Linked DNA regions of Mus musculus: region 2 is linked to region 1. The links are chromatin contacts, found by POLR2A ChIA-PET in ENCODE. All regions are on one chromosome and are shown on one strand. The core of a region is the stretch at or near the end of the contact, and the rest is flanking DNA. Distances in the headings are between cores, read along the strand shown.

Region 1 (5,457 bases), core at 1,552-4,051:
TCAAGATCTGTTTAGATTACAAAGTGGGTTCAAGGCCAACCTGGACAACTTAGTGAGACTCTGTCTAAGATGAAAATATGAGCCAGGTGTGGTAGCACAAACTTGTAATCCCAGCACTTAGAAGGTAGAAGCAGGAAGACAAGAAGCTCACTGCCATCCTGAGCTATAAAAAGACATCTTAAAAGCCAAGACCAAATCAAAACAACCAACAACAAAACCCCCAAACATCAACAAAACAAATAAAAAAATGCAAAAAAGGCCAGGGATGATGTTCAGTGGCAAAGTGCATGAAGTCTAAGGCCCTGGCTTGAGTCAAACAACACTTGATTGAATTTACCAAGTTACTACATTTGTGTGTGTGTGTTCAATGTTTCTTAAATTAAGCAAATTAGCTTATGAAATTCTGAAAAAAAGTTTCTGGCACTTGGTAGACACTGGGGAAGGCTTATTTTTTAAAAATGAACTTAAGGGTTGGGTGGCATAGCTCAGTTGCAGTGTACTTGCCTAGCATATATAAGGCCCTAGGTTCAACCTCAGTACAGCAAGATAGTAAACACAAAGAAGCCAGGTGTGGTGGAGCATGTCTGTATTCCAGGTACCTTAGAGGTGGTGGCAGAGGTATCTAGACTGTAGTGTCAGTCTTCGCTACATAGTGAATTTGAGGCTCAACAGGGCTACTTGAGATCAGAAAATAGGAAAAAAAAAAAGAAGAAAAATTAAATTCAAGAGATATAATTGTGCATTACAATTTTCAGCCTGCTTAAAAGATTAGCAGTGGAAGAAATCCACTAACACAAGGGCAGCATGAGCTGGAACAAATGAATTATGTCCCCTGTAAATAAGTCACTCATCCCTGAATCGTTTCCAGTATTCTTATTAGCAGTGGAGTAGGGACAGAGGAAGAGAGGCAGAAAACCACCTTTGGGTTCCCTCTCAAACGAAACACATTCTGACATACCATCTCCTTTAGAAAAGATCACTGCCCAGCAACCAAATCTCACCAAAGAAAAAAAAAACAAATGACTTCTGACAAGAAAAGACTCCAGACTCCAGGCTGCAAGCATGGTTTATTTCAAAGGATGTTTTCTCAAAATCCAGTCTTCCTTCTATTGCACAGTCTTGCAAGTTTAAATAAATGATCCTCTACTCCCCTCTTCAACAGAGACATAAAATGCTTTATAATATGAAAAACTTAGTCTTAAAAGATACCTAGTGGTCTAGTATTGTGTGCCTGTAGTCCCAGCACTCTAGAGGCAGTGGCTAGATTTTCAGCCAGAACTAGAGAGACCCCTCCCCGCCCCCCCCTTTTTTTAATCTATCTAAAGAATATCAACACCACCACAGAATGAAAAGCTAAGATTTAAAACTTAGTACACTGGCCTGGTTGTATCTAAATATAGTATAATGCACTTGAAATTTTTCCTGTTTCCTTCATGGAGACATGAAGTAGAGGATCAACAAAAGAAAATAGCATTCAGCCGCAGGCATTTCTGTAAGTTAACAAAGATGATCCTGAATAAAATAACAAGTAAGAATCTTGTGTGGTAATTGAAAGAGGACACAAACCTGAAAGAAAAAAAACATCTGGATAATTCTTCACTACAGTTTCCTTATAATAAAGGTATTTTCCCACATTTGGCCAGCTTTTCTAGTAACTTCACTTGATGTGGTTACAATGAATTCTTCATAATTCCAACAAGTATTTATTGACTGCTTTCAATCCGCCTAGCACTGCCCTGTACAATAAATGCTTTCTTTGGTCCCAGGCCATGGAACAGCCACTCTCTATAATCAATGTGTGTGTGTGCTGTGTGTGTGTAGGGAGGGGAAGGAAGGGGGAACTTCAAACTAAATGAGCTGCCTTTTTTTTTTTTTAAATTACAATTACATTTACCAACTCCACTCATTTCAAGTTTGAAGAACCTTTTTGAGCAAAGGTAGTTAATTTTATGGATAATAAAACTGACAGTTGGCAAATGTCTAATCTCATCTAAGGTCATTAAGCTGATCAATCTCCTACTGGCCCAGTGTGGTTTCTCCCAGATACCCTTCACGTCTCACTCATTGCAATCAAGCAAGGTGAACTAACACTCCACTAATCTCCCAGATAGCACAGTTAAACAGGCTTAAACCAGCAAGAGGTCTTGAAGCATTGCATAAAGCTGACAGCCGGCTGTTAATTTCTACTAGATCTTTTAACCACCGTCAAGCCGCCAGCGCTTTCGCTCAGCGTTGGGAGATGGAAAGACAGAAAAGCAAGTGATCCGGAAATGTTTTCGGAACCTCAAACCTGTACAGAGCTCAAGGTCTTCCGCGTCGTTTATCTCAAGATTCTCAAGGACCCAAGACGCCCGGAGAAGTAAACGACAGCAATAAAACGAAAACCACACAAAACACTTTCCCCTGCAACCACAGCAAATGGCGACAGGAGGGGGGGAGGGGGAGAAGAATCCAGACACGGGGATCACGTCCATTTGTGATCTTGTCCTCAGAAATGTTATACAAGGATGATGACATGAAAGAGCTCCCCACTGACCCCAGAGATTCGAGCACCGCCGGGACCCCGCAGGGCTCCTTTCCAAGTCCCCCCGGGTGGTCACACGGTCCACCCTCGCAGCCCGCCCGTCCTCCGAGAGTCCGCCATGAGACTCACCGTGAGTCTCCGGAGCGGCCTGGGGACGCCGGGCGACCAAGCACAGCTTGCTCTGGGTTCAACCCGACCGAAGGGCACTGCACACCGACATAGGCCCTCCCAATACCTCGCCACAGGCACAATGAGTCACAAAGACCGGAAGTAGGTCAGCACCTCATCTTCCGGGATCGAGTTGAGCTTCCGGGTCTCCTCTAGGAACACGGGAGGACTTTGCATCTCGGTTTCTGAATTTCTTGTTCCGAGTCTCCCTACCCAACACCCCCCCCCCCCCAGCCCTGATTGCCTGTCTTCAATTCCAGAGGTGACAGATAGAGATAAAGTGATCCTGTTTAGGGTGTTCAGGTTTTTTTTTTTTCCTGATGTAGTATTTTTCAGCTCTATATTTGTTACTTTCTTCCCCATCTTTTCCATCTTGGGCAGTTATCAATAATAGTAATTGTATGCCTGTGGCAGAGAAGCTGAAGCAAGGGTGTAGATGGAGTTAGATCAAAGCCAAGCCAGGGGTGTCTGGTTTCACAGATCAGCCCTGGTGAGGTTTGCCAGTTGAGTGCATGGTGTTTCCAGATATGTGGCCCGAGGATAAAAGACTATCTTTCAGTAAACAAGCTACTTACACTGGTTCTGTAGAATATGCTATTATAGCACTTTAAAAGGATCTTTCAGAGGAATTACAGACGCTCAACAATTACTGCCTTTATCTCTTTGCCTTGTGGGCAATACAGAAATGAGGCTCCACCTTATAGAAGGCTCTATATCAAAGGCAAGTCCACAAGGAAGAGACCATACAGCATGGGGGAGATAACTTTATAAAACAATACTCCAAAATTAAAAAGCAATTGAAGTATTGTTCCTTTTTTATTAATTGATTATTAATTAATTCACTTTACATCCCAATATCAGCCCCCCTTCTCCCAGTGATAGGTTATTTCTCCGCCAGTGAAACGAGCCCATTCAGGCTAGATTATATTATAATAAAGGCAGGTTTATTGGGAAGCTGCTCTTGGTAGAGTTCACTGGCCCCAAGGATTGAGGCAGGAGAGTTGCAATGGGAGGGGAGGCAGAAAGAGAAAGGGCTTACATGCAGAGAAAGAAGAGAAGGAGAAGGAGGAGAGCAAAATGTTTGGATTATAAAGGGAAGAGTCTCTGGGGAAGGGCAGCCCAAGCCCTGGGATGGAAAGTTCAAGGCTGGGGGCAGGGTATACCAGGTAGGATCTGAGGGATGCTGGGAGAACCTGAAGACCAGGTCTGTTTTGATATGTAAAATATTCATCTCAGTCCCCTCTTCTGGGGTCCAAAACCAAACACCCAAAACCGCCTTAGGCAAGTCATCCTCCAATTCCACCTTCCCCTATTTGCAGTATTGTTAAAGGAAACAAGGAGCCAGCCATTCACTTGGAGAAGTAGGAGAAACCTTTATTCATGCATGGACTACAAAGCACGCTTGTGCTTTGAAGGGTTCAGTCCCCTTGGCAGTTTCTTACAGCTTTTTGTAGGTCAGGTAGTGGGGTTGTCATCCATGTCTTTGTGACAATCTTAGAGTGGACTCTGATCCCCTTAATCATTAAAGGGAATTTAGTTAGGCACGTTTACAGGAACAAATAGCTAGCTAGGTAGATAATAATACACAAACACTTGGCAGGTAGCAATAAAATATACAAGCATTTGCAAATAACAACACATTTTGGCTGGTAAAAGATGTTTATCTTAGCAAACATAAATGGTATCTGCAACATGACCTTTGTCTGCTGTGACAAAATTTCTTTCAGACAGCTTCTGGCAAGTGTTTGTTTTTCCCAGATAAGAAGTAAGGGGTTTTTTGTTTTTTGTTTTTTAATAAGCAAACAAACTCCTCTAAGTAAAAGTTTAGCTCACATACAGCTTTTAGGCTAAGGTTTTTGTTTGTTTGGTTTTCCAGACAAAGGTTTTTCTGTGAAGCCCTGGCTGTCCTGGAACTTTGTAGACCAGGCTGGCCTCGAACCCACAGAGATCTTCCTGTCTCTGCCTTCAAAGGACTGGGATTAAAGGCTTAAGATTTTTATTGAGCCAGTATAACATGCTGTTGGCTGAGAAGACCTGCCCTAGAACACTTGTGGTGCTGTCCAGTGTGTTGAAGGTCCAGATGGAACAAAGATGGAAGGAGGAGGAAACGGACATTTATGTGTAAGCTTAATGATAATAATAATAATTATAATAATAACAATTCTTTTCTTCCTCCTCCTATTTGTCTTCCCCCTGCTCCTTCTCCCTCTCCTTCCCTGTGTGCATGTGTATCTATATGTGTGGGTGCAGGTGTGTTCATTGCATAGTGTCTATATAAAGGTCAGAGAACAACCTCAGGTGTCCATCAGTTCTGTCTTCCCTATTTAAGGTGTGGTCTTTTGTTTTTTTCTGTGCAGCCCTGGCTGTCCTGGAACTCATTCTGTATACCAGGTCTGGCCTTGAACTTACAGAGATCCACATGCCTCTGCCTCGAATGTGCTGGGATTAAAGGTAAAAGTTTAGCTCACATACAGCTTTTAGGCTAAGGTTTTTGTTTGTTTAGTTTTCGAGACAAAGGTTTCTCTGTGCAACCCTGGCTGTCCTGGAACTCTGTAGACCAGGCTGGCCTCGAACCCACAGAGATCTTCCTGCCTCAACTTGGCTGTCTTGACCAATGGTCTGGGGGATTACTAAAGTTTATCTGCTGGGGTTAGTCTCAAACTGCTGAGGCAGGAAGATTGTTAAGTTCAAAGTGAGTTCAAGGACAGCTTGGGAAACCTAAAAAGGAGGTGGGGCTGAATAGACTGTGGCTCAGCAGTTACGGA
Region 2 (5,457 bases), core at 1,049-3,548, 100 kb before region 1:
AATCCAAAAACCTGTTTTCATGCTGGGCGGTGGTGGTGGTGGCGGCGGCGCACGCCTTCGATCCCAGCACTTGGAAGGCAGAGGCAGGCTGATCTCTGAGTTTGAGGACAGCACAGTCTGCAGAGTGAGTTCTAGAAGAGCCAGGGCTACACAGAGAGACCCTGTCTCCAAAAATCAAAGTAACACCTTGGTTCTAGGGCTGGTGAAACTACTCAGCAGCTAAAGGAACCTTCTACTGAGCCTGAAGGTCCACATGGTGGAAGGAGAGAGTCCTCCAAACTGTCCTCTGACTTCCATGACACATTTACCTACACACATACATAACCCCGTAATACACTATGACACATGTCTACCCACCAAATACACAACATAAATGTAATTTAAAAATGAAAGAGTCTCAATCATCAAGAAATCCAAAATGTGCCGGGCGGTGGTGGCGCACGCCTTTAATCCCAGCACTCGGGAAGCAGAAGCAGGTGGATTTCTGAGTTCCAGGCCAGCCTGGTCTACAGAGTGAGTTCCAGGACAGGCAGGGCTACACAGAGAAACCCTGTCTCAAAAAATAAAACAATAAAAATTAGCAAAAGTGCGTCCACTGTATTAAGACCCTGGGCACGGGTAGTCCCTTTTCCCCCAGGACTTACAACACTGCGGATGACAAGCAAGGGGGGAGTCCAAAGGAGACATTTAAACTGGGTCCAGTAGAATGGGGAGGAGTTTATCAAATACAAAACGGAGAGGAGGAAAACAGCCAAGAAAAAGACAGGGGCCACTTACTGACTGTGAGACGCTGGGTGTGTCTGAAGCAGTCACTTTGAGGAATAAAGTATGAAAGCTAAGAGTGTACATACGCCAGTCAGTGGTGGCGCACACCTTTAATCCCAGCACTCGGGAGGCAGAGGCAGGTGGATTTCTGAGTTTGAGGCCAGCCTGGTCTACAGAGTGAGTTCCAGAGTTCCAGGACAGCCAGGGCTACACAGAGAAAACCTGTCTCAAAAAAAAAAAAAAGTGTTTTTACAGCTCTCCCCTCACTCCAAAGTTGGCTTAGGGTCTGGGAAAACAGTTCTGTAAGTAAAGCACTTTTAAGCTTGAGGACCTGAGTTCAGATCCTAAGAACCTCTGCAATGTTAGGTGATGTGGCACACGCTATCCCAGCATTCTGAGGTCAGAACTAGAGACAGGGGGTTCATATAGTTAACTTCTGCCTTTAATCCCAGCAGAGGCAAGTGGATTTCGGAGTTAGAGACCAGTCTGGTCTACAGGCAAGTTCCAGGACAGCCAGAGCTATAAAGAGAAACCCTGTCTCCACCCCCACCCCGACTCAGAAGAGTGGGGACACAGATGCAAAAATAAGTGAGAGATTAGAATCAAGTCATGGGTGTCAATGATAAAAACATGTTGTTGGGTGTAAAGTGAAGCAATAATGAATCCAAAGAAAAAGTTAGAGTTAGGGAGCCACAGGATATTTATTCAGTGACCTGGCTTCCTCCCTGTTGGGGATGGGAGGGGTGGTTGGGGGGAGGGCATTTACTAATGTAGCCAGAGGCCATGCTGCTTGTTGTAAAATCCCTACAGTGCACCCCATCTGCAAAGCCTCACACCGATGGGCAACTTCTAAGTGGTGTGGTGTCTTCATCTTCTCTTTATGAACTTCAGCTGGGGACTTACTCACCTTTAAAACCCCTAAAGGGGGCCATCAGGCCTGTAATTTAAGAGCGTCTCTGCCAGGGCGGGACTCAGTATGCCTATAAGGAATGAGTATTACACCCCACCCATGCAGATTGTCCAGATTTTTAACAAGGAGAGAAACGACTGAGGAAGATGCTCCATAGAGCCAGCGTTACAGGTTCTTGAACTACAATTCCCACAATACATTGGGGCCCAAGCCCGCAAGAAAAACCTAGATCCTTCTGGATGCCACCTGGGAAATGTAGTGCCACCTTAACCCTGCTTTCCCTCCCTTGTTCCCATTCAAGTGTTACCAAGCTCCAACAGAACCTCTTTCAAGACAGTCTAGTGATCCATCTATCCTAGCCCATTTGATTCAGCCTAGAGTTAGAGAGGCAGGAGGTAGATAGGGAGATGTAAATAGCAACTACTCCGTTTCTGTACCTTCGCATTTGCTGGGCAAACGTTCTGTGTCATCTTCCTCCTCTTTTGTCGCCTCAGCCCAAGCACCGTACGCTGCCAGGATGAAAAGCAGTATCTCCAGCCGCACAGGTCCCATGATAAAACGCAGTCCACACATACAACCACCCTTTGCCTTCAGACCAACTTCTGGAAGGCAGCGGGCCCTTTAAATTTAGGCGAAGCCCGCAGCAAGCTTTAAAAAAAAAAAAAAAAAAATCATAGAACGGTCAGCGCATGCTCAGAGCCAGCCCGAAAGTGGGTGGAGCGTGATGGCTCAGTTTTGTGGCGCCTTCTGAAGGTCCTGACAGCTGGGTAATGAAGATACAAATTGAAGTAATTAGAATAGAGTAATATGATCTTTACACATGCACGTAGAATGAAATTTTTATATAATTTCAGACTGTGAAACGATATGGTCTATTTTGACATAGGGAAGAACAGTGATAACTTTTTGGCTTCTGCCAGGACCTACTCCTGTCAGGGGGCGGGGCCAAGATGGCGCCGAGCGCCGGGTGAGCGGCGCTTTGGCAGCGGTGAGAGGCTTTTACTGCTCCCGGTGCTTGGCTGGCGGGGGAAAGTCTGAGGTGTATCCGTGAGGAGACCCTTTGAAAGGGCCCATGTGAGGACTGGGAAGAAGACGGTTGGTTGTGTGTCCGTGCTCGTGGGGACCCTGTGCGTGACTGCACTGGAAGGATGGTGGGGCGATGTAGTGGCTTGTGAACCTCCTGTAGCGCTGCCCGGGTAATCTTCGAATCACTTCCCTAGCTGAGAAAAATGATGTAAAGATATAGCTCAAGTTATCCCTTCTCTAAGAAGTCTTCCTGTCGCTTCCACTGATCTGAGAAACTCCCGAGGCTGCTAGAGTGTTTTATGAAACCTTAGTGGCAAGGGTACCACCACAGAGGACTGGGACCCGACCAGGTACAGAGTATGTGCTGAATAATTGTATTTCCTGTAGACAAGATTTAACAAAAGTCTGAGAAGACTTGGAATGAAAAGAACCAGTCCCTAGCACTCAGTTCTGAACACTCTTGAGGTTGGTTTCATGTCCAGTGTCAGGCAAGCTCCTTTCCTTTTAACCACAGAGTAAACTCCAAGCTTGAGTCTGTGTCTTTTTCATTTTGGTAATTGTTATACCAAGTATTTAGTGAACACTTACACCTTATTCATGCTGGGCAGTGGTGGCTCACGCCTTTAATCCCAGCACTTGGGAGGCAGAGGCGGGCGGATTTCTGAGTTCTAGACCAGCCTGGTCTACAAAGTTAGTTCCAGGACAGCCAGAGCTATACAGAGAAACCCTGTCTCGAAAAACCAAAAAAAGGAAAGAAAAAAAGAAAAAAAAAGACTTATTCATATATTTAACAATGCCCTAGGCACCAGATAGGTCAGTGAACATAACAGACATATTCTTGTTTACTGGTGGGGTAAGGATAATAAACAAGAAGAAATAATAGCCAGGCTTGGTGGTAAACAGCTGTAAAAGGCAGGAGGCTCTCCAAATCAAGACCACGGGATGAATTCCAGACGAGCCTGAGACCCAATTGTAGAAGGGTTGTTTAACATGTGGAAGGTCTTAGATTTAATCTAGAGTGATTTTATATATATACATATTATATCACTATTATTAAGAAGAAGAAGAAAACATAGCAAACAGGTAAAGCCAGGCATGGTGGTATGTGCTTGCAATCCCAGTACTTGGGAGGTAGAGGCCAAAGGACCAGTGTTGTCTACCTAGTGAATTTGAAGCCAGTGGGGCTATAGGAGACCTGCCCCTAAAGAGAGGTGGGTGGGGTCAGGTAGTCAGCCAAACACGTTTAGGAAGAACACAACAAAAGCTATAAAGCCAAGTACATGTCTGTCAGATTTAAAGGACAGCAAGGAGAATGATGTCAGGGTAAAGTGGGAGGGGGCGGGGCAGGTGATCAGAGATATGAGAGAAAAGAAAGAAACCATCTTAGACAGGAACTTATTGCAGAGTCGGGATGGCCTCAAACTTGCTGTCCCCACTTTAGCCTCCAGGGTACTGGGAATATGGGTGTACAGCATGTACACTCTGAAGCCTGACATGAAACCCAAGGCAGTCCACTGAAATTAGAAGTGTTAACCCCTACACCTGGACAGGAGGCAAGGGGAGTCGTTATAGGAAAGAAATAGTTACCTAGTTTATATTTTGACAGACCACTTTGGTTTTAAGAAACAAACGCACAAAAAAAGCCAAGATGGAAATAGGAACACCTTGTCCAGCGACTGAGTTCAGCAGATGAATAGGTGATAATCATCTGGGCCAAAAAGGGTCGGGTTGGGCTGCCTGGTAAGTTTTAAAGTTCTGCTGGGAATCAAACCCAGGCCCATGTGCATGCTAAGTACCTTACTACTGAACCACATCTTCCAGCCTGGTGGATTTGATTTAAGCGTCCATATAAGAATGACTTGTGCCGGATGTGGTGATGCACGCCTATAGTCCCAGCACTTGGAAAGTACCCGGAGTTCAGGGCCATTCTCAGCCACATATGGAGTAAGAGACTAGCCTAGGCTACAGAGGCCCTATTTAAAAAAAAAAAAAAAAAAAAAAGCCTGAGCCAGGCAGTGGTGGTACACGCCTTTAATCCTATCATCCAAGAGACAGAGGCAGCCAGATCACTGACTTTGAGGCCAGCCTGGTCTACAGAGCAAGTTCCAGGTCAGCTGGGGTTACACAGCCTTGGGGTGGAAGGACAGGGGACAAACTGGTCTGGAGATGTAGCTCAGTTGTTAGAGTATTTCCCAGACCACAAAACTGTAGAGGTACATGTCTGTAATCCTAGAACTAGGAAGGTAGAAGCAAAAGAATCCAGAGTCAAGGCTAGCTTTCATTACAGAGTTTAAGGTGTGGCTACAGAAATCCTGTACACAAAACTAAGAGCAAACAAACAAAATTGTCACTGGGCATGTTAATACATGCCTGTAATCCCAGTACTTGAAAGGCAGAAGCAGGAGGCTAGAATTAGAAGTGTCACGGCTGCATAGTGAGCCCCTGTGTCTAAAAGGAGAAAGGACAGGCCAAGCTGTTGTTTGGTAGCTTTGCTTTGAGGGTGAGCTGCAAGGAAGGAAGGAAGGAACTCAGATGTAGGGTTTGAATTATTTTTCCTTTTTATCTTACCCCACCCCACTATCAGGATCTCCATCTTTCCATCCTGGGGAGGCATCCTTCCAGGGACAGGAGCTGGAATTCCAGCATGGCCGAGGAGAAGAAACTGAAACTCAGCAATACTGTGTTGCCCTCTGAGTCCATGAAGGTGGTGGCAGAATCTATGGGCATTGCTCAGATTCAGGAGGAGACTTGCCAGC

What was found. ChIA-PET counts read pairs that join two places held with the same protein, here RNA polymerase II (POLR2A).
Region 2: POLR2A ChIA-PET joins it to region 1 with 10 read pairs in Patski. The contact joins the promoter of Cnpy4 here to the promoter of Zkscan1 in region 1. POLR2A ChIA-PET finds 5 or more read pairs at or near these places in 4 of 5 experiments (Patski and embryonic stem cell).

Annotation. Positions count from the first base shown.
Region 1 is chr5:138,082,428-138,087,884 of GRCm38, reverse strand. It overlaps Zkscan1 (zinc finger with KRAB and SCAN domains 1), which reads right to left and starts at 2,801. Exons shown (of 6, transcript NM_133906.4): 1 at 2,654-2,801.
Region 2 is chr5:138,184,376-138,189,832 of GRCm38, reverse strand. It overlaps Cnpy4 (canopy FGF signaling regulator 4), which reads right to left and starts at 2,298. Exons shown (of 6, transcript NM_178612.4): 1 at 2,113-2,298. The coding sequence starts at 2,248. Taf6 (TATA-box binding protein associated factor 6) reads left to right here and starts at 2,607. Exons shown (of 15, transcript NM_009315.4): 1 at 2,607-2,663; 2 at 5,286-5,457. The coding sequence starts at 5,346.